4 separate regions of the Mus musculus genome follow, and all the other regions are linked to region 1. A link is a loop called in an ENCODE intact Hi-C map of the cell type or tissue named here. Cell type or tissue: heart. All regions are shown on one strand. Region 1 holds the start of Aspn (asporin). Region 2 overlaps Ippk (inositol 1,3,4,5,6-pentakisphosphate 2-kinase). Region 3 overlaps Cenpp (centromere protein P). Region 4 overlaps Ippk (inositol 1,3,4,5,6-pentakisphosphate 2-kinase).

What was found. Hi-C counts contacts between places; a loop is a spot of excess contacts. Peaks named below come from ENCODE experiments on the same cell type or tissue, not always from the same donor. Only the 100,000 strongest peaks of a DNase experiment are listed, where the experiment ranks them.
Region 2: it touches region 1 in a loop (2.3-fold over the local background); 4 of 42 quality-filtered maps call a loop at or near these places.
Region 3: it touches region 1 in a loop (1.8-fold over the local background); 4 of 42 quality-filtered maps call a loop at or near these places.
Region 4: a loop joins it to region 1, with 1.8 times the contacts of the local background. A loop is called at or near these places in 2 of 42 quality-filtered maps.

What each region holds. Positions count from the first base shown.
Region 1 is chr13:49,543,479-49,551,478 of GRCm38, reverse strand. All of the region lies in intron 5 of Cenpp (centromere protein P), which reads left to right. Aspn (asporin) reads right to left here and starts at 7,036. Exons shown (of 8, transcript NM_025711.3): 1 at 6,762-7,036. In heart, no CTCF peak of the experiment used is centred here; DNase peaks (open chromatin) are centred at 4,748 and 5,628; H3K27ac peaks cover 371 bases.
Region 2 is chr13:49,452,556-49,460,555 of GRCm38, reverse strand. It overlaps Ippk (inositol 1,3,4,5,6-pentakisphosphate 2-kinase), which reads right to left. Exons shown (of 13, transcript NM_199056.4): 12 at 1,864-1,943. Among named protein-coding and RNA genes, the nearest start is that of Ippk, 35 kb to the right of the region's middle. In heart, a CTCF peak has its summit at 3,485 (motif pointing right); a DNase peak (open chromatin) is centred at 115.
Region 3 is chr13:49,488,023-49,496,022 of GRCm38, reverse strand. The region is part of intron 5 of Cenpp (centromere protein P); the gene reads left to right. It also overlaps the pseudogene Tes3-ps. Among named protein-coding and RNA genes, the nearest start is that of Ecm2, 13 kb to the left of the region's middle. In heart, no CTCF peak of the experiment used is centred here; a DNase peak (open chromatin) is centred at 3,102; H3K27ac peaks cover 436 bases.
Region 4 is chr13:49,464,400-49,472,399 of GRCm38, reverse strand. Ippk (inositol 1,3,4,5,6-pentakisphosphate 2-kinase) reads right to left here. Exons shown (of 13, transcript NM_199056.4): 13 at 7,826-8,000. It overlaps Cenpp (centromere protein P), which reads left to right. Exons shown (of 8, transcript NM_025495.3): 6 at 6,642-6,721; 7 at 7,614-7,705. Among named protein-coding and RNA genes, the nearest start is that of Ecm2, 36 kb to the left of the region's middle. In heart, a CTCF peak has its summit at 3,250 (motif pointing left); DNase peaks (open chromatin) are centred at 1,349, 4,689 and 5,489.

The DNA of each region.
Region 1 (8,000 bases):
GGAGCTTCAATACTTCTATTAATTTAAACAGCTGGGTCTGTCCATGGTGGTGCATGTTTGTAATAGCAATACCTGAGAGACTGGAACAAAATTTTACAAGTGCAGGCTTGACCTCATGATACCTTGAGATAAATCTCAGTAAAGGAAGTTAAAATGAAGTACTTAGTTTTGAAAAGAGAATTACTCTATGAATAAGATCCCTTTGTTTTCTTTTTATTCTGAATTTTTAGAATAGCCACATCTTAAGAAATAATTCTAAAATGTATAATAAAAAATTGAAGGCAATTCCATTAGTTAAAAGAAAATTTAAAAAGGAGAATGTATTTGCCCAGTGAAATATATTTTAACCAACAAAATGTTTTCAAAGATACTTTAAAATATAGATTATTTTCTGTGAAATAAAGAAGCAAATATTTTAAAATCTGTACTTAGTCTATTTCTAAATAAAAAATAGCTCATACAAGTAAATCTGATCAATTATAAATTACAGTGGTAGAACTATGAATTAAGTCTGTAGGTTTTGTTTTTTGTTTTTTGTTTTTTGTTTTTTGTTTTTTTTTTTTTTGAAAATCAGTTTTACTTGTCCCAAGCTGGCCTGGAACCCCTTACATAGCCAAGGATGACCATGAATGCCTGGTTCTCCTGCCTCCACCTCCGACGTTTAGGATTCAGGGGTATAGCACTATACCTGGTTTGTGTGGTGCTAGGGATCAAACTTAGAACTTGCTAAGCATAGATTCTACCCACTGCATATCCCCAGCCTTGATGAGTTTTGTCTTCTGTTTCTTATTTAATTTTATAAGCAATACATATTTCTTTTATAATTAGAAAATAAATTTTAAAATTGTCAAATAACTAATACTATTTTAACACCTTCCATTGCTGATATCTATGTCACTATCCAAGAATATCCTCAGTGGCACTTATACATACGGACATTTTCCTTGACTTCTTTGTTATCTTACTCAACCCCTTTCTTGTTATTGATAACTTTCCCACAATGTCATTGGAATCTTTTATTTCTAATCTGATATTATCTAATACCCCATATCGGCCAGCTGATGGCCAGACTATTTTTGTTGTTCATTATTTCACTGAGTTTCATATGATTGAATGTTGTCTCTGGTAGATGCTATGTTGTTTTTAGGTGTGTGTGTGTGTGTGTGTGTGTGTGTGTGTGTGTGTGTGTGTGTGTGTTAAAGCTTATACAAACTGGAATGTATCAAGGAGAACCTTTAGAGCATAAGTTCACCATCTGATGTTTGATATTCCCATGGATATATTTACATATCCTCGTTTGAGAGTTATTCTTACTGTTATTTTATGATTTGAAACAGGGTCTCCCTGAAAGCCCAGGTCAGCTCCTTGTAGGTTAATCTTCCTGCCTCAGTCCCAAATATTGAGATTATAGACATCTACCACAACCTATGAAATATATACATTCTTAGACATTTTCAAAAAATATAGTAAAGTCATCAAAATTTGATATATACCAGTGATGTGCATTAGTAAAACCAAGTCTCAACATGAATATATACGCACACAGTCAAGAGCAGAGAGCTCTACAGAAGTCTCTGAGCTTCAGCCACTTTACAGTCTGCTGAGTCTACATTGTATGTCAATGGTGACTCAGTAAGAGAATTCTAGTCAGTGAGGTCTGGCCCCATTTCAGAATACCTGATGCTTGAGTCAACTGTTTACTATGTCCCAGAACCCAGACGCAAACTTTAATATCTACATGGGTTTGCCTTTTCCTGAATTTTAAAGATCAAGAATAGAGCTGGGCTGATGATGCAGGCAGGAAAGTCTTTGTTGTGCAGGCATGAGGACCTGCATGCACACATGCATAAGTACGTGAAGTGATTTCTGACAAGGTTTATGAAATCCACAGTGGGGGCATTGTGCTGGTAATAAGGGCCCAGTGGCTTCTATTGGATAAGGTCACCTGTTTCCTTAACTGTCAGCCTGTTTGCTACTGTGGGATCTCCCTTCTGGAATATCTAGAAACCCTTACATAGGGTTGTAGTTACTGTCGTTTTCAGAGTCCTTTTGTTCTTATCCCTGCTTCATCTCTTCTTCCCTACTTGTGTCCTATTTTGGCATTTAATTGGGTTTTCTGAGATGTGGTTTCACTGAGTAGCTTTGGCTGGCCTAAAACTTGAAATACACCAGGCTATCCTTGAATTCATGGATGTTCCTCCTGCCTCTGCAACTGGAATGCTGTGTTTACAGGTAAGAGTCACCACAGCTGATTCCATTATATCTTTTTACCTTATACCTTTTTGTGTTTCCCTGGTTTCTTTCTTACTGTTAATATCAACTTAGCCTCAGTCTCCAAAATGTTCTTTCTCTAGAAATTCTGCTTTAGGTCCTTAGCTGACTCTTATGTTGTCGCTGACTGTTTGTTTGTTTGTTTTGAGACAGGGTCTCATATACCCTCAGACTGACCTTGGATTCTTTATGCAGCTGAGGATGACCTTGGACAGCTAGTGTGCATGTGCCTACCGCCCAGGTGCTGAGATTACAGGTATACACCACTGTGTGCTGTGCTGGAGCTGAACCCGGGTCTTCCTGAGTACTAAGCAAGCACTCTACCAACTGAAGTTCAGCACCAGCTCCTTTAGTTTACTCTTGCATCCTTAAATTGCAGCTCTGTCTTTCAGATGTATGGCTACTTTTAACTTTACCAATTAGAAGATTACAATTGGTATCTTTGGAACATCCTGTCTTTGGCCTAGCCTAGTTTGAGGTTGCCAGAATTAGTTATTCAGTGAGCATTTCTTTTGTTTTTGTTTGTTCTGTTATTGGAGGTTTGTTTTGTTTGTGTGGTTGTGTTTGTTGTTTTGGTGGGGTTTTTGTGTTCATTGTTTTGAGTATTATGTAGTCCTGGCTGCCCTGGAATTTGCTATATAGACCAAGCTGACTTTGAACTCAGAGATAGTCCTGCCTAGGTGCTAGGATTAAAGATGTGTGCCACCCCACCCGGTCAGTGGGTGGTTTTTTGGTTGTTGTTGTTGTTGGCCAGCTGTAAGCCCACCCTATGTCTACCATGTCTGTCTGTTCATTCGGTACCCCTAAATCCCAAAAATAAGAGTTTCTCTGTTTAACAGAGCCCTGGATGTCCTGGACTCGCTTTTGTAGACCAGGTTTGCCTCAAACTCACAGAAATGTACCTGCCTCTGCCTCCCAAATGCTAGGATTAAAGGCGTGCACCACAATGTCAGGCAGTGTTTCAAGGTCTTAGCCTCATTTTCTAAATTATAAGAAATGAAAATTGGAGGTTATTAAGTTGGCTGATTGTTTTTGTTTAAGTCTTTTCAGGATAAAAACTTGGGCTTTTGCTTCCAGTATAAGAACAAAAACTATTTTAACACTAAGGTATTTGAAATATAGAACTAAGAAAACTGTGGAAAATTTTAAAGTATATATAACAAGAGAAATATGTTAGGGTTCCAGAGTGAATGCCAAGAACACATCTTGATTTTCCATGTGGCCTGGCAGCAGAGTTGAGGGCTGGACTCTTTTGTATGCTTTCCACATGCTGGTGACAGAGATTCCTTTAGCCCACTTGCCTGAGCAAGCTCAAGAGTAATTCCCCCAATGCTGAGTGGAGGTTCAAGCTGAGGAACAGGATGGGGTAGGAGAAGTTGAGTTTGGAGGTAAGAGAGTAAGAAGGAAACAGGCAGGCAGAGAAACAGGAAACAGAACAGTGATGGGCTTGCTTCTCTTCCACATTCTACCTCAGGCTCACTAAGCTTCAGCCACAGTCCTGCCTCCCTGACCTTTCTTACAGTGGTAGTTCACGATTGCTTCTTTGCCTTTTTCAAAACAGTAGTGGATGAGGTATGAATTGAGACTTCTGCCTGCTAGTTTCAGCATTACCTGTCATAGTAGAGGAAGGTAGTTAGTTGTGGCAACCAGCTCCTACACAGCAGTTTTTCTTTTTTCTGGTGAAAGGTACAGATCTGTATATTCATAGTCTGTTACCCCAACGAAAGTACCTCTTAGTGGAGGTTCCTAAACAGTCTGGACTGCGCTACATAATAATGCTAATCAAAGTACTCTAAGGAGCACACCGCCTTTAGATCTTTAGCCACCTATGGCTTCCCTAATGGAAGGCTTTATATTAAAAACAGAGATGCCCTCTTAATAGTTCTCTTTGTGAGTTCTATCCTCTGTTCTCCATTTTAAAAAATACTTATCTTTCTGTGTTTTCTATTGCTCATAGAGAAAACAGAGGCCAACATTGGTACACTGAGGGATTGTCCATTGATGTTGCTAGGTCTCTGCTGCAGATTTGAGGAGTATCTGAGAAGATGCTAAACCTCTGTTGTTCGAGTTGTACATCCACTCGCCACTGGATAATATTGACAGTGCAGAAGAGGGAGCACTGTACAACAGTGCCTTCTATTCGGAAAAATACGCAAAACAGTATTATTTCTTATTTAAGGTGGTTGTTTTAAGCTTGTTAAAACAGGTCAAAGTCAAGCTTACTGGTTTTGGCAGCATTCAGATTGTGCTATTTTTTAAAACTTTAAAATTGTTTATACCTCATTCTCAATATTTTCCTGATTTAGACAGACTTTGCCCGTGTTTGTACTCATGGAAAGTTTTGGGTTTGTGTCTCAAGTTGTAGTCTTAATAAGAATACTCTTGGGAGCACTAGCCCAGTGTTCCTACTGTTCCTAATAAATCAGACCAGTTAGAGCTGAGAGACAGCTCTAGACACCATTCCCAGGAACCATTCCCAGGATGTTTAGGCTTTGGGCTTCCAGAACTCCCTGGAGGCAGCAGAGCTAAGGCAACTTCCTCTCTCCTCTCTACTAAAACTTTCAACCATGTTCTGAGTAGATTTTCATTTCACAGTCACTTCTGGACAGTGAAGCAGCTTTCCTCTGAAAAAGTCTAGGAGAGGTTTGACCAGCCCCTCAGACTTCATAATAATACTAGAAATGTAGCAAAGAAGTCCAGAGGCTTCGTAGTTACCACTTAACTGTCTACAAACATGAAATGGAAATCTTGTCTAAATGAGATGCTGTTTTCTTTCAGAACCTTATTAGGTAAATGAGTCACTGTAATTTTAAATCCCATGTTTAAAGGTCCACTTGACAACTTGATTATTTCAGTTCATAGATATGTTATAAGCTCCAGGTATAAATGTGGCAAACATGTCCCGTGTCTCTTACAGAGAGAATACAGACTACATGCACAGCCTTGTCCTCCATAACATAAATGTCCAAGCATTCATTGGGAAATTTAGTCACTGCACTATTTGTTCATAGACAAAATACTTTTTAAAACAACACCTTTAATTAATTTTAGCTTGGAAATATACACTCTAATTAAGGACTTGGCTATTTTTCTTTCTTTAGGTACCAGTTTTTCTCTTCATCAGCTATATTCAGCACCCTAACTGCTGTTTTAAAAGCAAAACATTCTTGCCTCTCCACTTTTCTGAGATTTCCTGCAGTGCTTGTAAAGTGAGTCTGTTTTGTGTCAAGCCTCGGGTCAGGTATCAGGATATCCATTTTTAATGTAGTGGTTAGATGTAACAGAAGAGTGCATCGCTTCCATTCTTTCCACTACTACACTACAGTGCTTCATGCCAAAACCAAACGAGGAACAGCAGCTTGGATACTTCCACATGAGCTGGGGCTTGAGCTCCAGCTGCTCCCTCAGTCAGTCAGTCAGTCAGTCTGTCTGTCTGTCTGTCTGTCTCTCTCTCTCTCTCTCTCTCTCTGTGTGTGTGTGTCTGTGTGTGTCTCCCTCTCCCTCCCTCCCTCCCTCCCTCCCCCTCTCTCTCTTCCTCCCTGTTTTCTTTTCTCTCTCTCTCTCTCTCTCTCTCTCTCTTTCTCAACATAATGATTCTTGATTGGATTACAAGAAAAATTAAAAAGCATGCTACTTTTAGAGCAATTGATAAGATACACAGAAACCCCTCAGGTTCTTTGTGACTTTGTGACTCAGTCCTTATAACATGTGGCCACTGTTTTACTGGCTGCCACTCCTCTGAACACATGAGCATGAAAGAATACTATGTTCCATTTAGATAACTGGAAGAAAAGTGGTGAAAGCATTATTAATTTTTAAAATCTAAGATATATAATAATATACTTTGTAAAAAATAAAACGTACTTTGTGAAAGAACAAAGGAAATCTTTGTGTGTTAGTCTAAGTATGAGGTTTATGAAAAGAAGTTTCTATTTTTCATATGAAATATAAACCTGGTTAAACTATTGCTGATAGGTATTCTTTCTTGAAATTATGTTGATTTCTGTTATAATTGCCCAGTACTTTTTCATTGTACAATAAGACAATTGTCAAGAAAAAAGTACAGGTTTTCAGTGGTAGAGATAAAAGTGGTATCATAGATTTACATAGTTAAAAAACTTTCATTTAATATATCTAATATGTTCAAACTTCATTAACATTATTAAAGTAATATTGTTTTCCTAAAAGGTTGTATAAGTTGTCTACTTTTTAAAATCAGTCATGTTAATATGATAAAGCATTAGTGAAAGTTTTTTACTTTGTTTTCAAAATGCATAATATTTTAAATAACTTTATTATAAGACATAAAACTAAAGTAATTTTAGTTACAAAATTCACAGAGTTTTTTATATAATGCTAAGGAACTACATACTTCTGGTTTAAATTTTACCGTATAACTCACACATGTTTATTAGTAGTATTAGTGCTTTCTTAGTTTAACAATAAAATAATTGTATACTGGTATGTGTAATACAGACATGAAAACCTACCTTGTCAGAGGAGAGAAGTTTTCTTCAAAGTAGAATTTATCCACCCTGTACTACTTAACTGCAATGTAAGTATCCTCAAGACTCTTCAAGAAGAAAAAATAAAGAAGTGTTACATTTAAAGAAAAGAAAAAAAGAGAACAAAAATCCAGCCCTCCTACCAGCCTCTGTGTGGCTGCTCCTGGGTGATACTGGAATAAACTGCTTCCACAGATTAGTCCATGTTAGTACTGAAGAGCGAGATTAAAACTTGTTACTGCTCATATGTTTTCCATCACTGTTTGTACCATAGCCAAAACTTCTAGCTAAACTCTAGACGTCTACTGGAAGATTTGGAAGTTAAAAAAAAAAAAGCTTAATAATTCATGGCAACTGGCCATTGAAACTGTAGTCACTGTAGAAATACGTGATTTGAGAATACTTTATGAAACTCTAACATAAATGAATACCTATAAATTAATTTCAGAAATCACTCACTGTTTATAGGCTAATAAAACAATTACCAATCTTAGTAAAAAACACCCATATTATATGTTTACCCAAAGTCTACATGTACCTAAGTAGCCATGACTTTGTTTTCTTATAGTGATTGAAGCTATTATGTTAAGCAGATGTCTCAAGCCTTTGGGGGGGGGGTAAGCTTTTAACCCCACAATAGACTTCTTTGGGAACTGCAAGCCAGGCCCTTTAAACTCTTCCTGGGCCTGCGTCTGTTGTGGTACAGATAACTAAGCAGAGTCAGGTAACTCCACCTTTCCTCTGCAAGAGTCTCAGCTCCCTTCTCACTAGTGTTCAAGAGATGCCATTCTTCAAGAAGAAAATCATTTCCCCCTTTCCACTCCAAGAGATTACCCAGCCCCACATCCTTGAAGCACAGAATCCTGTAAGAACGGGCGGTTTATTGACCCTAAGGGGAAATACTCAGTTGGTACAGAAGGTATCTAGTGAGTTAGCAGAAATCTAGTTTCTCCAGTCAAAAAGTATCATCTATGGTTCCCACCGCAAAGAAATGGCACAAATCAAGCCAGTTACAACCATAAAAAATTTGTGTCTCACACATGTCAGGGAAGCTTAATTAGGGATTCATCCTCTCCTTCCTTAGGTAAAGAACTCATCTTTTAACCTCAAGTCTGATGTCACAGGCAGCTTAGCACTCCTAGATATCCCGTTATTTGCATCTCAAGTGAGCTGCAGCCCTCTCAGCAACATCTTATTTGGAGTTAGATGTTCATGCTCTGTTAT
Region 2 (8,000 bases), 91 kb after region 1:
TCAGACTGCATGGCTAGGAGTCAGCAAAAGCCAAGCACAGTTATTCCTACTGCTATGACCACACGTAATCCTGTGGTAGCCCTGGATACTGGGTATTGGGATGACCAAGGCCAGGAGATAAGCAGAGCCTAAGCTGCCATGTCTGTCGCAATAGATCCTTCAACGCTTAGAGACAAGTAGCAATGAGCAACTTTCCTGGTATTTCCAAATTCTTGAAAAGCCTTCAGCAGCAGGAAGGATGACATAAGAACTTCTCAACTATGACTGAAACAAATGACAGCCACAGAGATTTGTGGACTGTACATTAAAGTTCAGGGATATAAATTCAGCCTTAGGCTTTACTGTACATCTTAAGATAAACCCAGCCCTATTTTGCCTCTGGTTTGTTTTTTGTTGTTTTGTTTTTTTAGGTGTTTCTTCCCAAGGTAGGTACAATTCCTGTACAGCACCACCTTTTTCAAAGAAGGCTGTGTGCATTCTCCAAGGAAAAACTGGGGCTGGGAACAACCTTCCTCATAGTCACTGACTATCCTCTGTAGCTCCTTTCACAGGCAGAAAGCACAGCAGCAGAGGCACCCGGGAAGGTCCTGTGACCTCCCCTACCTCCTCTGCTCTTGCCTCACGATAGCTCTAGACCACCAACTTGGAGCCTCCTGTAACCTGGGCCCTACTATCTGCCCTGACACCCGACCTTAGCAAGCATGCAGCCTCGCAGGGCGGGACCCATCCTTCCTGTTCAGAATCCTCTGCAAAAACAAGTCAGGATTTCCCAGGCTGTCTTCTCTCTTCAAATTAGTCACCAAATTCGCAGCTTCCACAAAATAGGTTTGAGGATGCATAGTGCCAAATAGCAAAGCATAAAGTTCTAAACATTTCGTATTTAAAATTAAACAAGCTTGAAACACTTATTAAAAAAAATTGGTGTGTTACCTACCTTTCCCAACTGCATCCTTGACCAGGCAGGGTAGACAGTAATAATAAATAGTACCCTTGGGAGTGGCTCTCACCTAGCACAGCACCTTATCACTGAAGGGCTCCTCACAGCTAAGCTCTGGGTCTTTCTTGAAGGATAACATGAGTTTAAAACTAAACAGTCAAACTACCTTCCCCAGTTATACCCTATAAATATTCCTTAGCATGCTGGACCAGAAAGTGCTGTGTCTGCCAGAAAACCGGACTAAAAACCACAAAGCTCAAAAACATCAGAAAAATAGGTGGTCACCCTGACCAAGGAATACAGGTCAGATGTGGAAGGTCTGGCACCCTGAACATCAGTGCTGAAGATGTAACCTACAAGACGATCAAGCTCAGCCTGAATTACTAGAAGCTAGGAGGGAACTACAACTGGCCAAACATTTGGGGAGGGATGTGGCAAACATGCTGGTCTTTCAGAAGAGGAGCAAGAATAACAGATATGCTGTTTGGGAGATTTAAGAATAACAGCAGCACTTGTAAAAGTTTGCACATCTTGCAACCTGTAAAGGTTCAGGGCTACAACCCAGTGAAACCTGGACTGCTTCTGAAAAGAACTTGCCACATTATTTACACTGTGTCTAAGTTATTAGAGTATTTGCTTATAAAATAATGAACATTTGAATTTGATAGAAACATTAATATATACAATAATCATCTTAAAATGGAAAAGTTTGTTGTTTCCAGAAATGGACTCTAATTAAATCACAGATTTCTAGAAAACAAGAGTTCATTTTAAAAAGTTACATATCTTAAAAAAAAAAAATAGACCTGTGAAAACAAGTATACCAAAGATAGAGCAGCCTGTCAGGCAGGGTTTCTAAGTAAGAGCGCTTACTTGCCATGGCTGTGCCATAAACCATCAGACCAAGAGAAGTGCTGGAGCCTCACCTGGTGCCCTGTAGACAAGGGGAAAGTGCGATCATGATGGAACAGTCCTTGGCAGTCATGGCTACTCTGTATTGCTGCACCTGTGGAGGAGAGAGGGCAGCTCCAAGTCACACAGCCTCCCAACTCAATAGAGCAACTGTTTCCTGCAGCAGAACCTGAGGGGAAAGTTAGGCGAATGCCTGACGTATAGTGGAAAATACTCCCCGTGACAACACACATGCCAGCCCACCTCATCACAAGCATGTAGACCCCAATGGAATCCCTGAGACTTGTGACTTGCCATCAATAAGTTAACCATAGTTTGTCTTTGGGGGTTGGGGGAACAGAAAGTTCCTCGGCTTAATATGTTGACCACACTGTATTCAGCAGTTATTACTCTGTACCTTCTAGAAGATACATGCAGGATATTTGGGGGAATGGTGGTTACAGCAATAGTGAGCACATTTTAGGGCTGTGTTTATACTAACTCGGCATCCTTAGCAGTCACTAAAGGTACCCCGCTGAATAAAGAGAAAACTGAAGATAGAACTGCCAGGTGATAGCAGGGCTGGACCCAAGCACAGGTGCCACGCATCAGAACCTGCACAGTACCTGCCAGAAACCCCTATACCCATACCACATATGTGTGACAGGCACATAGTGAGAGACAAAGAGTATCCACAATGGTCGCCTCTATAGCACAATTTGGGGAAGTTTTGTTTATAATCCCTTTTGGTTTTTGGACCTTGGTATATCTTTTTGAGGATTTTAAATAGCTCCCAGTTTTATTTAAAAAAAAAAAAAAAAACTAGTTACACAAAAGGAAATGCCTTATACATCATCACTGGTCCAGTATCTGGTCTGATGGCAGACAGTATTCTCTTGTGTCCCTTTGGACCATACCTTTAGATTCATAGAAGAGAAGCCTGGGAAAACCTCAGGCTTCACTTCCCTGCAGGCAAAGAGGAGGAAGGAGCAGGAGCTCACACACCAAGCCTGCTGGCTGCTCTGGGCCTAAAGAGCACCAGGATGAGGAGACTGCCAGCTCCTATCTGCACACCCTCCAGTTAACAGTAAAGTTTGTTATTTCAGGATACAAGAAAAAGCCAAATATAAAATGCCCTTAAAGCAATGCCAATCTAACCGGTACAATAAAGAAGCCACACAAAGACAGTTTTGTTGTTGTTGTTGTTTTGGTTTTTCAAGACAGGGTTTCTCTGTATAGCCGTGGCTGTCCTGGAACTCACTCTGTAGACCAGGCTGGCCTCGAACTCAGAAATCCACCTGCCTCTGCCTCCCCAGTGCTGAGATTAAAGGTGTGCGCCACCGCGCCCAGCTCAAAGACAGTTTTAAAACCTAAACAACTATCAAGGATTGTATGTGATATAGTCCTAATCCAAAGACTAAAGAACAGAAGTAAGAAACTTAAAGAAAATATACCCAACCTATCAAAATGGAGAATGTCTAAGTCCTTGGGCAAGTGTGGTAGTGTACACCAACAATCCCAGCACTTGGGAGGTGGTGTCCGAAGGATCAGGAATTCAAATCGCCTTTTACAGCAACAATGAATTTGAGGCCAGACTTGACATATAAATTCCTTTGTGTGTACGGGTGTTTTGTCTGCATGTTGTGCAGTTCCTAGGGAGGCCAGAAGAAGGCATCAAATCCCCTGGAAGTGAAGGTACAGATAAGCCACCATGTAGGTGCTGGGACTTGAACCAGGGTCCTCTGGAAGAGCAGCCAGTGCTCTTTAAATGCTGAGCCACCTCTCCAAATCAGACATATAAATATAAAATATTTACATATATAATGCATTCTTATCTATGAAAGGGTATTGCTACAAATCAAATACAAATTTGTAACAATTAAACCTCTTTTTGTTCTTGGGGAGGGGAGGGTATCTCAGACACAAAACCCCTTAGTGATTTATTGAGCCAATTCAGTGGCAATAGCCAACTAGAAAAACTGGATGAAATAGTCAAAAACTGACTGAAGGCATTACTAATAACACAGAGACTATAGGGATTTGGGTCTGTTTTCCAAAGGAAGATCAACCTTCAATGCTGGTAGGACAGGAACCACATGAACCCTCTCCAACCCTGAGCCTAAACTGGCAGGCCCTACCAGTAACTCCTACTTTACTTCAAAGGATCAATCCCAAAGCTGGGTCAGAATGACACCAGCCTGCCAGTCCTCCTGGCAGAGACAAGCCTAAAATTCTCTAAGCAGCAAATGAACTAAAAAATAATTGTACAAATGCAATTTCTGACACACAAAAATATGCAGGCACAAGGCATGAATAAAAGCCAACAAAAAAGCACAGAAGGGCTGTGAGAACCTCTAGTTCCCTTCACTTCTGCTGAGAAATGGAAACTTCTCTAAAAAATACTTTTGTAAAAAGAGCTAAAACTGAAAAACAACCCCACAATAGCATGGATGGGACATACACAGGGACTCTAGCTGTTGAGATACCAAACACACATGCTGCTCCACTCAGAGAATCAGAACAAAAAGAACTTCTGAGGAGAACTGGAAACCATAAAAAATCAGCCATTTAAGAATTTTAGAAAAACAAAAAAACAACATTAAGCATTCATCGGATTAACTGAAGAGATGTGCCACAGAATAGAGGGGAAACTACAAGGGCAGCGAAGCTGAGCAGCCAGCCTAAGTAAGCCAGGGGGCAGTGACAGGAGGTAAGGCAAACTTCACTGTGTCTACTGCAACAGTAATCCATACACTTTGTTTCTTAACAAGCTTAACACTAATTACCCACAAAGCTATCAACTGAACAAGGGAAGAGGCTCAGGTCAAATAAAAAAAAAAATGAAAGGAGAGAAGAAAAGGCCTTTTCCCTAAGCTGAAGGCATCAAGCCCTACAGATCTCAAAGTATCTCCAGAAAATAGTTAACATATTATTAAACAAAGCTAACCTGCACTAACAGATAAGTAAAGATGTTTTGGGGTATGGTGGCTCACCTATAATCCCAGCACAAGGGAGGCTGAGGCAAGAGGACCAGCCTGGGAAACATGAGACCCTGTCTCAAATTTTAAGTCTAAATGACAGATAATGTCATACATGTGTGTGTGTGTGTGTGTCTATGTGAGTGTATGCACATGTGTGCAAGGGCTCTCAGAGGCCAAAAGAAGGCAGTAGATGCCCAGGAGCTGGAATTAGAGGTGAACATCTATCTACCTTGAAGTAGATGCTGGGAAATGAACCTAAGGTCTTCTCCAAGGGAAAGCAAGGGCTCTATACCAATGATCCATCTGTCCAACTCCAGATTTACCAATTTATTCATCTATCTCCCTACCACCACAATAACTTTCTTAAAAACAATCATAGGACCTGAAAAGATTGCTCAGTAGCTAAGAATACTTGCTAAGAACCCATACCAGACAGCTTACAACCACCCATAACTCTGGTTCCAAGGGGTCTGACACACTTTGGCCTCTTTGGGCTCCTGCACACACACACACACACACACACACACACACACTGTATAGACTCATGTCTATTTAAAAGAATATGAAAAGATGAAAAAGACATGGTACAAATATTAAGCACAAGAATCTAAAGAAGTTCTATATGACAGAAAAAGGAAATGTAAAGGTAAGAAATATATCCAAAGATAAAAAGAACCTGGAAAGTATTTACTTCTAATGCCAGGGCACCTAAAAATACGCCTCACAGTAGAATAGGAAATCCTTACTCTGCGCACTCGAAATCACTGCACTGAAAGCCAGAATGCAGAGCAAAGGCACAGCTCAAACACCACTAAAGAAAAGGCTACCGAGCACAAGAGCACACACAGAATGACGCCATACATGAAGTCCAAAAGCATTCCACAGGGATACGGTCAGGACAGGGGACTTAGCCAGACTCCAGAGAGACTGCATACTAGATCTCAGCCGGAGCTAAGAAGCAATCCCAGTAGGGGCTCTGGTTGGCTTCTACACACTTTTCCTAAACATTCTCCTGTATGTGCTGTTTTCATAATCCAAACAGCTAATGAAATAAAACTCAAAAAGTAAAATGAAAATACTTAAATACTAGTATATCTAATCTTTATGATCATATGGCACTGGAACCTACCAAACAAACTCAGCGACTCATTTACACACTCACTCACTTAGGAGGTACTTATGTTCTCTTCAGGAGATGAGAGTAAAACAATATCAACATCAACATTTGTCTTCACTTTTTAAAAAAATTAATTGAAACCAGGCAGTGGTGGCCCACACCTTTGATCCCAGCACTTGGGAGGCAGAGGCAGGCGGATTTCTGAGTTCGAGGCCAGCCTGGTCTACAGAGTGAGTTCCAGGACAACCAGGACTACACAGAGAAAGCCTGTCTCAATAAACCAAAAATAATAATAATAATGATAATAATAATAATTGAAATAGAATGACATTTTTCCCTTCCTTTTCTTCTTTATTTGTCTTAGGGTTTTACTGCTGTAAACAAACACCATGACCAAGGCAACTCTTATAAGGACAACATTTAATTGTGGCTCAGAGGTTTAGTCCATTATCATCAAGGTGGGAGCATGGCATAATCCAGGCAGGCATGGTGCAGGAGGAGCTGAGAGTTCTACATCTTCATCTGAAGGCCACTAGGAGAAGACTGGCCTCCAGGCAGCTAAAACAGGGTCTTAAAGCCCATGCCCACAATGATACACTTCCCCCAAAAAGGCTACAAATACTCAAACAATGCCACACCTCCTAATAGTACCAATCTCTTGGCCAAGCATATTCAAATCACCACATTATTGTTAAATGCATGTATGTATGAACAAACATAAGGCTATATGCACAAATACATACACACACACACACACACACACACACAACCTGCTGAGTCCAGTTGTCTGTTACTATGTGATTTCAGGGCTCACCACTCTGCACTGGATAACCAATAAGGGGCTAAGTCTCCTCCCAGCAGCCATTAGTTGCCTATAGTTCTTTGTCTAGCAAGGGGACACTGCAGACTTTTCCCCTTCCACCTTCACAGGTCTGTTTATATTGCTCGTGCTGTGGTACTGTTGTTATGCAGCTCTCTCTAGGAGAGACTGTCTCATAGGAGGCTTCCTCATAGTCTGGCTCTTAATACCTTCCTGCCAACTTCCCAGGGACAGTGAGGTCTCAGACTTAGACAAGAATCTACTTTGCCTCTTTGCCAATCAAGTATAATTCTATACTGTCTTCTAAATCTTATCCTTACACCCTCTGATAACTGTAGCTACCCCTCATCAAAGAAGCCCCTCTTTCCAGAAAACAGAGACCCACAGATACTAAACAACTAGACATAATACAGAGATGAACTGCTCCTGGGGAGCCAGCCCAGCCCAGCCCAGCCCAGCCCGGCCCAGCCCAGCCCAGCCCAGCCCAGCCCAGCCCTTGTACACAACTCCAGACTGCACAGCTCCTGCACCTCTGTCTCCACACTCACTCCCCTTTTCATCACTCTTTAATATGTCCGTGACAAATTAAAACTACCTCCCAGGAGCAATGGCAGCCACAGTGAAGAGGCTGCAGGCAGGTGGAGGACTTCCAAGGACTCTCCTCTAAAATGACCACACCCTGGTGACACTGACTTTAACAGCTCTTCCCTTACACATAGCAAGACAATGCCAAACTCAACCTCCTCTTCATACCAATTACCCACTTCATCCCTGAAAAAAGACTAAGTAGGAGGCAAAGTTTATGATGCACACCTGTGCGCTCAGCTACTCAGGAGATGGAAGCAGGAAGAGTCCAAGCTTGAAGCTAGCCTGTCTCAAAAAGCAAAATCAAATAACAACAACAAAAACCCTTACAACAGCACTGATTATAACAGTACAAACTGGAGACAACTCAACTGTCCACTTGGAATGCTGAGCCATTTTAGAGAATGAGGTAGTGAAATCTGACACAAAGGCTCACACACTGACTGTCCCATTTATAGGCAACACTTATAGAAAGACTGAAGTTACACCAGGGACAGAGACAATGACAGCTAAGGAGTCTGAGAAGTTTTAAGTGACGTGGTTATGGTGAGTAAAAGACATGGCATAAAATTGTTGCTAAAGAAGACGACAAAGGGGACTGGTCTGAGTGATGACAACGTCAGGCAATGATAATGATCCAACACGTGAATAAATCTAGACAAACATGTC
Region 3 (8,000 bases), 55 kb after region 1:
TTTCAATGCATTTTCCAAATCATGTGACTAAAAAGCAGTTTTAATCATTTCCATATCTGCATAAATTGTTCCGCTATTCTGAAGAACATTCCTTGGTACCCTACAGAGGACCTGGATACATGAAGCAAAATCTGTTCCTATTGAAGACCAGTCACCCAACATTTAGTTCATCATTTTAACTTCCTCATGGAAATATGTATGAATACACCCCTTTCACATGTCAGTATGTTATCAGAGAAACAAGCATTTTCAGCAGGAGAGCAAGGCATGAGTCCTGTCATGGAAAAACAAAAAACAAAAAACAAAACCAATCAAGACTGCATTCTGCTGTGATGTGGAAATAGCAAATGCAAGTGAGACAAAAACAGTCAAAAGTCAAATAATTTATAGAACAGAAGCCATTGGTATCTGCACCAGTGCTCGCCTGTCTGACAATCTCTGCTTCTGGAGTAGACTTGGCAACCACAGTGATTTAGCAGTAAGCCATCTCAACAGTCAGCAGCCAACACGGCTGGACCACGCCTCAAAGAGCAGTGCCATGGGAGAAAGGTTGAACTTCACGGCTCATCACAACCATATTCAAAATCTAAATCTTACTATCTTCTTATAAATTAAGTGAATTGCATTGTGTTCCATAGTGAGATGACAAAAAATTAAAAAAAAAAAAAACAAACAAACCTAATACCCTCATGCCTAAATTTAGAATATTATATTGTATAGCAATCCAAAACATTCAAAACAAATGAAATAGTTTAACTTATTCAGAAGGCATAGAAGTATTTCAGAGCATAATGAAATCCGATTATGTGGTGTGTGATGCACAAGTGTGGAGTCTAACATCTGATCTCATTACAATATTTTTTTAAATAAAAGTTCACTGCAGGACACTGTATAAACATGGGTAAGATAACCACAGACCTGTTCTGTAGAACCTTTGTGAGCATCTGAAACACAAGACATATTTCAGGGAGTCCCCAGATTATCCTTTTTTTTTCATGTGTTGGTTATTTTGACATTTCTTATATCAGGTATTCTACTCACACCAGCAGTACATGTAGTTTGCCAGGGAAATTAAATTCCCCCAACCAAACACCATTTCAGATGCGGTACACTCAGATAAATCACTCTCATTTGAAGTGCTGCCAGCACAGTCTTTGCAACTAGCCCAAAGCATATACTTAAGAAGTTTTTATAAATTGTTGTGGTGTTCATTATTATGTTTAATTCTTATGCCAAACTGTTTTCTGATGAAGACAGCATTGTGCTTTATGCAAGAATGGAAACCTCAAAATAATCACCATCAAGTTTCTATGACTTATGGGAAGACAGACTAAGATGGTCCACAGGTGTAAGATGAAATCCACAATGTCGGAATTATAAATGCTTAGAGTGGCCCAGACTAGAAGACAAGCCCAAACCACCAGTAGAAGAATGGAGTACGATATGGTCCAAGATGTATCCTTAAAAGTTTTGTCTCAACCCTCAGTTTGAATTATGAGGATTGATCTTCAGTCCAGCCAGCAGAAATTGACTGTGCATTTTCCGTTGTATTTATTGTACAGACTATGTACATTCTAGAAGGTTCCTTTAGTGCTACAATGTTGTACTTTTTGTCCCAGCAATTTGAGGGCGTGCAAATTCCACAAAGTCATCAATAAGGACAGGCCATGCTCCTTCTTCATCATAATTGGACATGTCATCTGCAATCATTGAACTGAAGTCTAACAGAAGATTCCACGTGTCTTTTGGTATTGATCGTTTATGATGCTCCAACAAAAATTTATTCCATAAGTCTAAGAATTTAAATCTTCCATTAAGCACTAAGTTCCAGTAAGCAATGGCCATTTCTAGATCTAATCCTTTTTGTCCTGGATTCTTTGCAAAATTAAAAGTAAACTGGTAAAAATCCTTAAATCGTCCTGGTTCTTTCAATTCTTGTTCCATCTTGGGTATTTGGGCCTTTAGTTTTTCTATGCTGTCACATCCTAACTCTGTCATGCCATCCATGAACTCCTGTTTGGAGAACTCGAACTGTGTGGCCGCCCTGAACTTCCATGCAATGATCAACACACTGATGCTGGCTGGATCGAGGGCCAGATCATCACAGAACTGCTGTATACCATCTATTCCAATTTTATTTTCATCCTGAGGGTCTTTGTATCTAGTGTACAGTTGCTCTAACTTCTTCCTGTCCAACGATCCTTTTACACTCTCCCGTATATAAAGTTCTGGATTTTGAAAAAAATTATCTGTTGCAACATCTAACTTCCAGTCATTTTGAGAAAGACAACTTACTGCAGTTTTCTCACTAGATTGTGTGAAGATCATAAACTGACTAACTTTATCCTTCTGCGATGATTTCAACTTGTTCATGTTGGTGTCCTCCGGACCTCTCCCCTCCTCCTCCGGCTCCGCAGCGAATCCACACCCCACTTTTAAAGAAACCCAGCCAGGCATAGTGGTGTACCCTTTAATCGCAGCACACCGGAGGCAGAAGCAGACAGATCTCTGTGAGTTTGTGGCCAGACTGGTTTATGTAGTAAGTCTGAGGACAGTCAAAGCTACAAAGAGAGACTGTATCTGGAAAATAAATAAATAGATAAAGTACCTGAGAATAGACATTTTCTGTAAGCTCACTGCAGAATCAGGTACTTGCCTGATCCTTGTCACAGCACAGGACAGATGGAGACCCAGATGGGAGCAACATAAAGGAACAACATATGCAAGAACCTCCTTTCCTTTCCTAAGCAATGAACACATGACTTCAATAAATTCTAAGCCATGTTATATACATTATTGTTCTCCGTTTTGAAATGGAACAAAACTAAGGTGTCACAGAAGCAAACTGAGGAAACTGAATGAGGTTAAACTACTTAATGTAGTTAAATGGGAAATTGACAACAGCCTCAAGCTATTCTGATTCATGTTTCTTACAACATTCAAGGCTGTATCACCCATCAGGGTTTCCTTCCTGAGCAGCCATTGGAGGGCATGTGAACAGGCAGCCGCTCTTATCATTACTGGTCTCCATATCACAGAAGTTCTTAAATGCTAATGAAAGCCCATTTCTCACTGCCAGGACAGACGTGACAGCAGACAGCTGCAGTCAGACCTAAGCCCAGCTACTAAATCTGGATGAGCTGCATGTCCTTTCTGGCCCTCAGATGACTGATCTTTGATGCAAGACCATCAGAGACTTCTTAGGTTGTTTCTCTCGGGATTTATAGGGTGTGGTGTTCCTGCCTTGGAAAACAGGCAGCTCAAAGCATTCAGAATTGTTATTTTCCCTGTAATTTCCCTCCTGTAATCCTGAAACCCATGCTTAGTGAGGCCTGGTGAGAAAGTTCCACATATGGTAGTTTGAGCATTGTTGGGAATGGGGATTCTTTTCCACTGATACACTGTCTGAAGGAGATGGCTGTAAACCAGGGTGACCACAATATTTACAAAGGTATGTAATGAAAAAGGAAGACTTTGGCAACTAATGTAACTCCATCACTCACAGGGAGGATAAAGAGACGTTCACTTGAGATTTAATAAATCAAAACATAGTGTGTTTGTCCACAGCTTCATTTTTTCCCATTACTGGTGGGTGATGTCATCATCTTCATTTCCCTCAGAATCTGTTTGCGTCCAGGGAAAGAAAAGACTAATGTTAGCTGCAGTTATTATCATGTAACCTTGCCACCTGTGTAGATTTATCTGTGTCTGTCTGTGTTTCTGTGTGTTGTCTGTATGCGGGTTTGTGCACATGAGTGCAGCAGAGGCCAGAGGCATCAGATCCCTGGAGCTAAAGTCAGAAGCAGTTGTAAGCACCTGAAGTGGAAGCTGAGAATCAAACGTGGGTCCTCTGCAAGAGCAATGTGAGCTTTTAATCCCCAAGCCATCTATCTCTTCAGCCCTTACTTATATTTTCCTTTTCTCCTTGGTGCTCGTGGTCAAATCCATTGCCTTATGTATGTTAAGCAAAAGTAGTACCAATAAACTATTCCTCTTACTCTAGGAGGTTTTCGTTTAGTTTCTCAAATTAAGTTCTGGATTTTCTTTTTCCAGCACTAGAGATCAAACCCTATGCCTGCCTTCCTCTTGCAAGGCAAGTCCAGAAGAAGCCATGTGTTTTTAAATAAAAATCCTAGTGCCAGTATGGCATACCTCCTTATGCATTATTGGCCAGGCAGAACCCAGAGGTCCTCAAAACAATATAGGCTAGTGCCAAAACTCTTAGTTGCTCACCAGAACCAGACCCTGTTGTTGAAGACGAGACATTTTGTTTCCAAGACCAAATCAAGCTGAAAAGGAACTGGTGGCATCCTTCCCTAAACTACTTTTCATAGTGCTGGAAAGTGCTGTGCAGACCTGGAGGAGAAAAAGCATTAATTTGTCTTATCCATGTGTGAACCCCAGGCAGGATGTGCCCTCTAGTGTAACAATGCCATGGCTATTATGGGGGTGACTATACTGGCTGGCTTTGTGTGCCAACTTGACACACAGGCTGGAGTTATCACAGAGAAAGGAGCTTCCGATGGGGAAGTGCCTCCATGAGATCTAGCTGTGGGGCATTTTCTCAATTAGTGATCAAGCGGGGAGGGCTTCTTGTGAGTGGTACCAACTCTGGGCTGGTAGTCTCAGGCTCTATAAGAAAGCCAGCTGAGCAAGCCAGGGGAAGCAAGCCAGCAAGAATCATCCCTCCATGGCCTCTGCATCAGCTCCTGCTCCCTGACCTGCTTAAGTTCCAGTCCTGACTTCCTTGGTGATGAACATCAATGTGGAAAGTGTAAGCTGAATAAACCCTTTCCTCCCCAACTTGCTTCTTGGTCATGATGTTTGTCCAGAAATAGAAACCCTAAGACAGTAACCAACCACTTTATGGTTGGATTTAAGGCCTACTGCACAGAAGGAATTCATGCCTGGTACTATAAACTTGGTCAGCTCCCACATCTGCAGAGATCAGAGGAAACCTGCTACTATTGTTAAATGGTCACAGCATCAGAATACCTTCTAAATGGTAATGTTTATGCTTACAGATTGGTGCTGCTTTAAGCTTTAGTCAGAGGAGCTTCTGTGTGAAGTGGGTAGCAGTTAATGCAGGCACTGTACTGAGAACAAGTGCCTATTTAATATGCACCCTTTAACAGGACATTTACATCATCCACCTGCCAAAGCTCAGGGAACATTGGAAAAGATGAATGCAAAAATCTAAAAAATCTTCCTAAATCATACAAAATAAAATTTAGTATTGCTGAGAAGTATATCTAAAACAATGATCACAACACTGCTGAGATAGTATTAAAATTGTAGTACTTCACAATCCACTGCTCACCTGTACCTGCATTTCTCTGCTGAAGTAAAGAGTTTTAACATCATTACTCACAGAGCAAAATCTATCTTGTTCAAAGCAAATAAGTGGAGCTGAGGCTTATCACCAAAACCTGTAACAATGCAAAGTCCCTACAGTACTTGGTAAGTTAATATATCTAGTAAAGTGTTAGGGCAATGACTGCCTCTGATAACTCAATTATGTTAGGATTTAGCCCAACAAGAGAGTTCATCCTTCGGGTGCCCAGCGTCCTGATTCAATCCCCAGAACCTCAAAACAAACCCTAGTGTCTATAGTTGTCAGAGAGTGACAGTGTTGAGCAATATCCAACCCAGATTATTCTCCTTCAGAAATTCCATTCTTCAGGTGTTCAGTGTCCTTGCTCTGCTGTGTCTTAATTGCTTAGTATATTTTGCTTCCTCTTCACCATCATCCCCCTCCTCCTCCTGCTGTTGTTGGGGGGGTGGGGATGCTGGTGGTGCTGGTGCTGGTGATGGATAAGGACAACGACAATGACAACCACACGATTGTGGGAATAGAGATTCAAATACAAGAGGAAAGCAGCAGAATCATATATGTCAGGCTTTGGAGATAACATTGAAACTTAAGTGCTGTACCCAAAAGTTGCAGGGGAAGAAGGGACCTGGATCTGCCTTTTTTTTAATGGCCACAGTGATCCTACTATGCTTTTTGAAGCAAATGGAAGGAGCCAATCTAGAAGCAGAGCACCACTAAAAATCTTGTGACAGTCAGGCAGTGATGGTGCATACCTTTAGTCACAGCACTTGGGAGACAGACAGAGGCAGATGGATCTCTTGAGTTCAAGGACAGACTGGTCTACAGAATAAGTTCTAGGACAGCCAGGGCTATCTAGAGAGACCCTGTCTCAAAACACACACACACACACACACACACACACACACACACACACAAATTCTCTTATCCATGAAAGATTTCTTTACCAAGATTGGGGAATTGAGTATATAAACTTAGTAAAATGTAAGATTTACTCAGGAATATGAAGCTTGGCTCTTGGGCATACTCCAACTACATTGCAGGATAGTTATTTCCTGAGGCAACCTCAGGCTACCACAGTCAGTTGTGCAGATTGTGTGATGGCTAGGAATAAAGCCACAGAGTTGAATGAAATCCTAGACTGCTGTGAATAATAAAGCAGAGAGGCGACGTTTATTAGGAATTAGGGGAACAAAGGATTTTAAAACTTTCCAAACTAAGCAGTTTCATGCATTGTTGACAGAAATGTAAAATGATAGACTTTATTTAAGTCACTTTATCAGACTACTTAATGCTGAGCCATTCTGCTTCTAGGGAGCTATCCTACAGACAGTTATGCACAGATAGACATCAATCTCTTATGTGGATATTTGTTGTAATGTATTAAGAACTCAAAAGTACACATAACCCAGGTGATGGTTGAAATTGTTACCTTCTAGAATGTGTTAGAGGAACCACAGAGTAAGAAAAGAAGCTGGGGCTGGAGAGATGGCTCAGTGGTTAAGAGCACTTCCAGAGGTCCTGAGTTCAATTCCCAACAACCACATGGTGGCTCACAGCCATCAGATGTCCTCTTCGGATGTGTCTGAAGACAGCAACAGTGTACTCATATGAATAAAATAAATAAATCTTAAAATAAAAAAAAAAAAGAAAAGAAGCACCAGGAATTGGTCTTCCCATTTAGATAATAGCTATACTGACAGAATCTGTCTGATGCAACTGTTTTGGAATTTTGGAGTCTACTAAGGACTTCCAATGTCCCAGAGGAAGGCTAAGGTAGTAAATTGTGGTTAATTTGGTCCATTTCAGCTCTTAGCACAGTAGCTGCTAACCAGTCCCAAACCTAGCTCCATCTCAGATATCTGTAACATGTCCCTGGGATAAACCAGTGTTCTCCTGTATATATCTGGGTCTGTTATCTGACTGCTGCTTCTGATCACAGAGGTTCAGAGGCAGGATCCGGTGCCTATCTTAGGGTTTCTATTGTTGCAATGAAACACCATGACCAAAAAGCAAGTTGGGAAGGAAAGGGTGTACTCAGCTTACACTTCCTCACTGTAGTTCATCATTGAAGGAAGCCAGAACAGGGATTCCAAACCGGTCAGAAACCTGGAGGCAGGAGCTGATGCAGACACCATGAAGCAGTGCTGCTTACTGGCTTGCTCCCCATGGTTTGCTCAGCCTGCTTTCTTATAGTAGAAGTATTACCTACAGTGGGCTGGAGCCTTCCCCTTCAATCACTAAATAAAGAAAGTTAACATAAAACTCTCTAGCACAATGCCCCTCCCTACCATTTGCAAGCCCTTTCTTTTCCTGCTGAAGCCATGCTCATATGCTCCTTTTTGTTGTTGTTCTTCATGTAAGAGCTAAATAATAAAGACTGGGCCATTAACAAGTTACTGCAGACACTAGGGAGATGGTTCAGTGGGTGATGTGCTCACTATGCAAGAATGAGGACATAAGTTCAAATTCCCAGCACCAGTGTAAAAGAGCAGTGCACATCGGTAACTCCAGCACTGGGGAATAGGAGGGAACTGGTGAATCGCTAGAGTTCGTTGGCCAGCCAATCTAGCTAAAGTAGTGAGCTCTGTGTTCAGTGAGAACCTAATCTCAAAAGAAAAGATGGAGAATGATAAAGACAGCTGGAGTTGACCTCTGATCTACACAA
Region 4 (8,000 bases), 79 kb after region 1:
TGTCTCAGGTCACAGGACCAAGTCCAGGAAAGTTAGTATAATATGGTTTGGAGGATGTAATCTGGCAACAAGGCTACTTCATTCAGCTCTGTTTGCATTGCTTAATGGAATGTTTACTTGAAAAGACAGTTCTAGAAAAAGTAACTTTAAAGTCCACAGACAGTCAGTTCTTCCATTCTCTGTATAATTAAAGGATTTACAGGCTGACACTGGCTGTCCATTCTGACAGTCTGGGGCAGAGGTCAGCATTTGAGTTAGATGGTACGTGCTGTGCTTTCCCTCTGGTGGTTCTGCTAATCTGAAATTTTCCAAAATGGACTTCTGATGCTGGAGGGGGGTGGATCTGTCAGTTCAGAAGATTGTGATGATACGACCTCTTTTCCAAATTACTCTAGAATGGCTAACCTTTCACTGAAACAGTCCATTGGAGTGTGAGCCTGATTCACTTGCCTCACTGACTAAAAGGACCATGGTACCTGCCAGCCTTGCCTTGGGCCCTGAGTCAGATAAGCTCTGTCAGATGGATGCTACATCTTGTCCACTCTTGATGTTTAGAGTTTTCGAGTTAAAGTTAACACTTTTAACCCTGTAATTGCCTCTCCAGGTGTGCCTTTGTGACCTGAGAGTCTGGTGAAAGGTGCAGAGGCACTTTGGTGTTTGAGAAATGGTCAAGAGAGTAGAGTCAGTGATTCAGCAACATGGAGAGGTGTCCTGAGATGTGCACCAGAGATGATACAAGTTTGTTTGTAGCATCTGTGTGCACAGATAGGCAGAGAAGTGGCTGCTAGTGTGTGGCCCAGTGTGCCTTTTCTTACTCTTTCCACTCAGAGGTATAAACTAAGTAACAAAACTGTAAGAAGGCTGTCTGTTACTAATCCTATTGGCTTCTTGGAGAGTTGTTTCCACAACAGGGCAATGGTGTGCAACATGAGCCACAACGTTTAGCACCAGTTTCTCCCTGTTCCCCGCACTCCCTCCCCCAGGGCAAGAACCTGTAAGAACTAAGGAGCAAGTTGTGACAGATGGGAACAATGAGGTTCGGGGTAAGTAGTGATCATAATGAGCTACATGTCACAGAGAGAGCAAGGGACTGGTGCTGCTGCTGTTAGGTAGACAGGTAGAGAGCCAGCCCCTGATGCAGAGAGAGCATCAGAAACAAAGCTCATAGCAGTTGCCAGAGGTGCCAACTTGTGCACCTAATTCATCAAGATGTGATACAGGGCTTGTGTTGGAGTCTGAAGGGACCAAAGAGAGGGGACAGTATGAGCAGCTGAGTCATTGGAAGGGGACTCGTTCTGGTTTGGGCAGTTCAGTTTTGGTCATATGGGAAGTGTCCTTGTGAGGGAGGCACTGTGTGCAGGGTGAGGAGTTTGATAGCATCAGCTCGGTAGCCACATGCAGCTTCTGTCAATTCAAAACTATTTCCAAGTAAGCAACAGCTGAGGCTCACAGTTGAAAAGTGATTGTCCAGCCAACAAACGACTGAGCTGAGAGCCAAAGCCCATTGTCCCTGGCAGAGGCTGTGCTGGCACAGCAGTCATTGTGGTTTGAGTGGGACTCTTATCGAAGCTCCATTATCAGTTATCTTGGCTTTGGTTTGAATTTGCATTTGCTTAATGACCAGTTGTAACTTTAATTCTTTCAATTCTCATCTTTAATGATGGTTCTTAAATGTGTTAAACTTCCCTTGTAGCCCAGCCAGAGGTAGTGGGGAAGAAAGGATACAGGGGAAGTGGACCTGTTTAGAAAGTTTCCCTGGAGCAACTCCTGTTGTGTTGTCTGGAAATCAGCAGTTTAGTTCACAGGTTAGCAGGCAGTGGCAAACAATTCACAGATATACCAGCAGTCCAGTTCATTAGTCAGGATAGCAACCGCGGTGACACGACCTAGCAGAGACAGCCAGGCCTCAGCCTCTGCTCAAGTCAGCAGGAGGAAGCAACAGGAACACCAGGAGAAGTTCTCAGCTGTGCCTCTCTGAGGGAAGCTAAGATCAGCAACGACCCATGAGCTTTATACAGCTAGCTCTATACACAAGTCAAGCCCTCTCTCTTCATCACTCCATGGAGTCCTATTTATACCTTCCAAACATCACGTGTCCTCCATGTGCCTTGCCTAAGCATGGCTCTTGCCTCCACTCGAGAATCCAATCAGCCCGAGTCCAAGGAAGCAGCAACAAACTGCAGCCACCACCAGAAGGTCTTGATACATTTCTCTGTATGGAGCCCCAACAAATGCAGCTCAACTACACAGTGTAAGGTGGAACAATACATGCCTATCCTTAGCAAAGAATCCTTCAGCACATGTCCTTTCACATGCTTGCTCTAGCAAAACAGCCTCTTCTCCTTTTTCTGCTTCAGTGAAACGTTCTTTCATGTGCTTGCCCCAGCAAAACACCATCCAACTTTCCAAGGAACCCTTAAGTTCCCACTTGAGCTAGGGATGGTCCTTTCCTTGCCATATTCTTGTTTGACTGGCTTTATCCTTTCTTAGTCCTTTAAAAGTGAATTGTCGTCTTTGAAATAGGACCAGTCCAGGCTGGCATTGAACCTTTCATCTGCCTGCCTCAACCTCCATGGACTAGAAAGGCTGAGCTTATAGGTGTGCATCAACACTTCAGCTGTTGATCTTACTATTAGCTATAGATGTTCTTTACGTATTTTTTTAATATTGTCACTTAGTATAAGGCTTCCCTGTGTCTTTAAAATGGCTTTTAAGAGTTTTCGATTGTGAAGAAACCAGTACCAAAGAGACAATTTATCTTTCTCCTGTAGTCGCTGCTTTTCACTTTGTATCTGATAAACCTTTGACTAATGTAAGATTCAGAGGTTTGCTACTGTGGCTTTCTAGGTCCACAGTCTCAGCTCTTTACATTATATCTCTGAACCACCTGTTCGTTTAACCTTTTGTGTGATGTGAGACAAGGGCTGAGGTTCCTTTTGGGGGAGGGAGGACTGAGACAGGGTTTCTCTGTGTAGTCCTAGCTGTCCTGGAACTTGCTCTGTAGACCAAGCTGGCCTCAAACTCACAGAGCTCTGCCTGCCTCTGCCTCCTGAGTGTGGGATTAAAGGCATGCACTACCACAGCCCCAAGGTTCTGTATATAAAGAAGCCCGGTTGTCCTGGCATTGGTCCCTGAAAAATCAGGAAGAGTTTGACCATACGGCACCCATCTGGCAGCTAACCACCATCTGCATGTGCAGCTCTAATTCTAGGGAATCTGATGCCCTCTCCTGGCCTACAGTCATCAGGAGTGCATGTGGTGCACAGACATACACACAGGCGAAATACCTATATATATTAAATAAAAATAGCTGTGCATATATGGAAGTGCATACTTGTAATCCCAGCACCGAGAAAGGGACAGGAGGCTCTCTGGAGCTTGCTGGTACGCATAGCTAGTAGCTAAATGGGAATCACCAAGTCTCAGTTAAAAATGTGTAGTGCTCTGTGCTCTTAGAGAGGACCCAAGTTTGGTTCCTAGCACTCATATCACATGGCTTACCACTACCTATAACTTCAGCTCCAGGGGTCCAGTGTCATTGCCCTCAGAGGTACCCACATATGTACATATAAGTACATACACACACATACTTTGAATTAACAATAAACTCCTTTAATTCCAGCACCTTTGGTGCAGAGACAGGCCAATCTCTTGAGTTCAAGGCCATCCTGCTCTACAAAATGTTTAATTCCAGGCCAGACAGAGCTAGTGTGAAACCCTGTCTCTAAATAATGATGGAGCCAGGCATGGTGGTAGAGAACTTTAATCCCAGCTCTCTGTGAGTTCAAGGCCAGCCTGGTCTACATAGAGTTCTAGGACAGCCAGGGCTACACAGAGAAACCCTATCTTGAAATCAAAAACAAGGTTAAAAACAAGCCATGTACCTAGTTAACAGATACAAGAAAAAGTTCATATTATAGGATTCTATTTGTCTAAAGTATCTGTAACAGGAAATCTATAACAGAAAATATGTTAATGGTTGCCAATTCTGTGCTGGGGACACTTAAAGACCAGAGAGGTTCTCTACAAAGCAATGAAAACATGGGGGAATTAGAAAGTGGTATAATTGTACTGCCTTGGAAATATAAAATTGTGTGTTCTAGTTGTTTTATTATGCTGTATTTGTGCACTTTGAATTATGAGGTTTAAAAAAAATTCCATTGTTCAGGCATAATCTTCTGAAGTCAGGATAAACTGACATCTGCGGACATCCGGACTGCCCATGGGATTGCCCTGTTCATTGGCTGCTGCAGGAACTTAGTTGAAGGGGAGGTGATGTTATGGTATTGAGCCACTGTAGCTGAAGCATAGTACAAGGCAGGCTGCCTGTTAAAATACAGCCCCTCTGTACTCCATCAGCCAGTGCCATAGTACTAAGTGTCAAATATGAGCCGGGCTGGATATCAAATGACCAGCGTGCACACACACACATCCATTTATCTATCATAAACACCAGGGCTTAGGGTTTTGCTTTTTGGGTTTTTTCCCCCTCATGCAAATTCTACCATGTGGCACACAGCTGAGTAAACTCATGGCTGCAACCTTCCTCAGTGGCCCTCAGGCCCAGCGTTCTGGAGAGCCTGGGGCCCTAGAGTGGAGGCACTAACAGCTGGTTAGTATGCATGAGGCCTCTCTAACAGCCACCTCCATAACACAGCCTTCCTGATGACATCTGCAGACACACAGGCTTCTATTGTCCTCTCTACACCAGAGCCCCTGGTGACATGAAGAACACACCTGTGCATGAGACAGAACATGTCCAAGATTGTCCTTCCAGGGCCTGGCCAGAGAGAGGTGTTTCCCCTCTCTGGGCTTTGGCTTGACTGATGGAAGAATGAGACCTATGTTTCCATATCAGGTGGACAGTTTCTGATGAACCTTTTGTTCTCTTACTGGTTTTCATGGAATACACTTTGTAAGTCAGGGACCATAATTAACTCTTTCCTGCCTGCTTAGTCTACTTCCTTATCAAAGTCGAATATAGTGAGAACTCAAATTTCCTGTCACTCTTAAACCTAGCTGATCCCCAGCTTCAAGAACAGTGCATAGTCTGATTATTTTTCAGAGCTCCTCTGCCTTCCCCCCAGTCTTCTATGCCCTTGTCATTAAGAATAACACTTTATTAGTATCTATAATAAGAAGATAGCTGTTCTTGGGGGTCCACCCAGGCTGTCAGCTTTTAGTTCCTTCCTAACTGTCCACTGTGTTCCGGAGTTGAGGTGACCAGGCAAAGAATGAAGCTGGAAATGCAGCAACCTTAACTTAGTGCAGGGGAGCCCTTGCAGTCTTAGCTTTCCAGAAGCATGGGGTTGAGTGGCTGCCCTCTGCCCAGTGTCAGCATTTCTGTCTTTGTCATTAAAAACTAAGTAAACTTTTTAGTGAAAGCATCTAATTTGAGCCTTCCTTTTGCTCATTCGATAGTATGGCCCAGGGAGTGGAAATCAGCTCCCTCCTGCTTGGAGGCCAAGCCTCAGGCCCCGCCTTGGAGCCAGCCCAAGCCCCAGTACTCCCTTGAGTCTCATGTGCTGCCGCCAGGCAGAGTCTGGAAGCCGAAATGCCACGTTCACACACACTCCTTTACATTCTTCGAACAGTTGTTAATAATTTAGAAGAGTCTGAGGTTTTAACATCAACCAGCACTTTCCACTGAAATCACTTAGGTATACATTTTCCTTCTAAAAACTTGTTTTGCTGAAATTAGTAATTATCTGTAAAGTACACCAGCCCACCCCTGCTTTGGAGCCTGGATGTGTTCTTTGTTGGTGGCTACATGCAGACGCTGGCAGCCTTGGCTTCCCATGTTAGCAGTAGCTTTCCAAGGGGGAGTATTCTCTGAAGGGTAGTGATACGTATTTGTCCCCCTGGAACTTTCTTCGATGAGCCCAAACTGCTTTAATCTAGCCAGTCTCTACACTCGCAGAAGGCTCTGCCCCCAGCCTCAGCCCTACCTCAGGGGCAGCTGCCCCTCAGTCCTTGCGTGACTTAGGCCACCCCTGGGAAACATGTCTTAAGGCACTGAGAAGATACACGGAAGGATCTTTCAAAGATCAGCCTTGAGGCCTTAAAATCTTGTGGTGAGGTCAATCTCAAGTCAGTAGTTTAGTCTATAAGCCTATCATCTATTTTGCACAAGCGAAGACAAAAAGTGGTCATCTGTTGTATTTGTCTTCTGATCAGATACTTGGAAAACAAACTTTGCTGTCATGGTGATATAAATGCATGACAGTTCTGATATGCTAGAGCCTCCTAGATCCTATTGTGGACAAGCATGGAGGCATGCCCGGAGCAGTCATTCATACTGAGGAAACCGTATCTGCTTATCTGTGACACTCACCCCATTTCTGTTCTCTACAGACAGAACACTGCATCCAGGACAGGTCTCACCATGAAGCTGACTCTTAACAAACCACATGCTTTGCCCTATCAGAGTGGGAGCCTGGTACCTCCACTGTAGTTGGGCACCTGGGTGGGGGCTAGCCCATGTCAAGGACAAAAAGCTTATCTGCGTGAGCTGTGAGGATGGACGGGATCCGTACCAATAATGGCATGTGTGACACTTCCATCTCAGGTGCTAAAGTGTTTCTCTTGGCTTTCAGGATGCTACTTCTAGAGGGATCTGACTGTAACATTTTCACATACAGGAGAAATACCCAGATACTGTATACCTCTTGGAGGGTACCTGTTCCCACTGCATGGAGATCCGCAGTACCAGACAGCCAGGGTAAGTCTGTGCATCTCGATACCCCTGGAACCAGGACTGTCCATAAGAGAGGCTAAGAAGCTACCTGAAGAGGACTAAAGAGTATCCAGTGGAGATGTGGGTGGCATCACAGGAGAAACCACCAACAGTGGGCAGGTAGACTGCTGTATAACCATGAAGGAAGGACAGTATCCATGGCTGGAGGATCTAAGTGCTGGCCTGGGGTTCAGAAAGAGACACTTCCCCTCAGGGACCTTGGGCAGCCAAGAGAAGGCAGAGGTGTGTGACTGCTGGCATGACAGAGACAGCAGGAGGAAGCCAAAGGTCCAGAGAGAACCCAAAATACCAAAACAGATGCCCCTCTACACCTAAGACCCTTGGAAGTACCCCACACAGCCACTGTCAGGCTTCTGCTGTTCATCTTCAGCCTGGCTTCATATTTGTACACGCCTGTATGTGTGTCAGGACCCAGGATCAACAGCCTAACTACACCTATTGTGCCTTCTAACAGGGTCTTCCTTATACAGGCCACTGGGGCTGGCCTTTATCCTGTGGTTGTAGTTCACTTCTTCTCATGCCTCATCCTCCAGTGAGGAGTTCTGGCTGTATCCCTCAGGCCTGCCTGAGGGGCCTGAGCTTTATACCTGTTTCTCCTTCCATATGGCACATGGCTGCTCTTACAGTGTGCAGTTCCTATCAATTCCAGATCATTTTCAAAGTATGCTGTCTGTCCCATTAATTACCACACTGATGTTTGCCATGGTGAGTACAAATTTCCAAACTGTCCTATGGAACTCATCAGACATCCTCCTCCTCTGTGGGGAGATGGATTTAGGAGGTGAGCCTGGTCAGCAGAGATCATGTGACTAATCTTTTTGAATCCCAGGAGCAACAAACATCACCTCTTTTTCAGGTTTGAACTGGTGATTGTCTGGAAGATACAAATCGATGAGGAAGGGATGGTTTTTCCAAAGCTGGATCTTCTCACCAAAGTCCCAGAGCGAGGTAGGACTCTGGGTGTATGGCTACCCTTTCTAGAGGATGTCTCAGTGTGCCCAGCAAAGCCACCTGAGTATCTTATCTGGGTTTACATGGGAAGAATCAACAGTTGAAAATGTCATAAAGTGCACTTTGTAGATCAGCTTTTAATATACTTTAATCAGTAACCACCCAAACACACAAGAAGAAGCCACTTTCCTGAAGCCTTTGCAGGATGTGTGGAAGGCGGCATTTTCTCTGCCTTGGGTTACAGGTGACATTGCCCCTTGGTCTTCAGTCTGTGCTTTCCACTGTGTGGCTA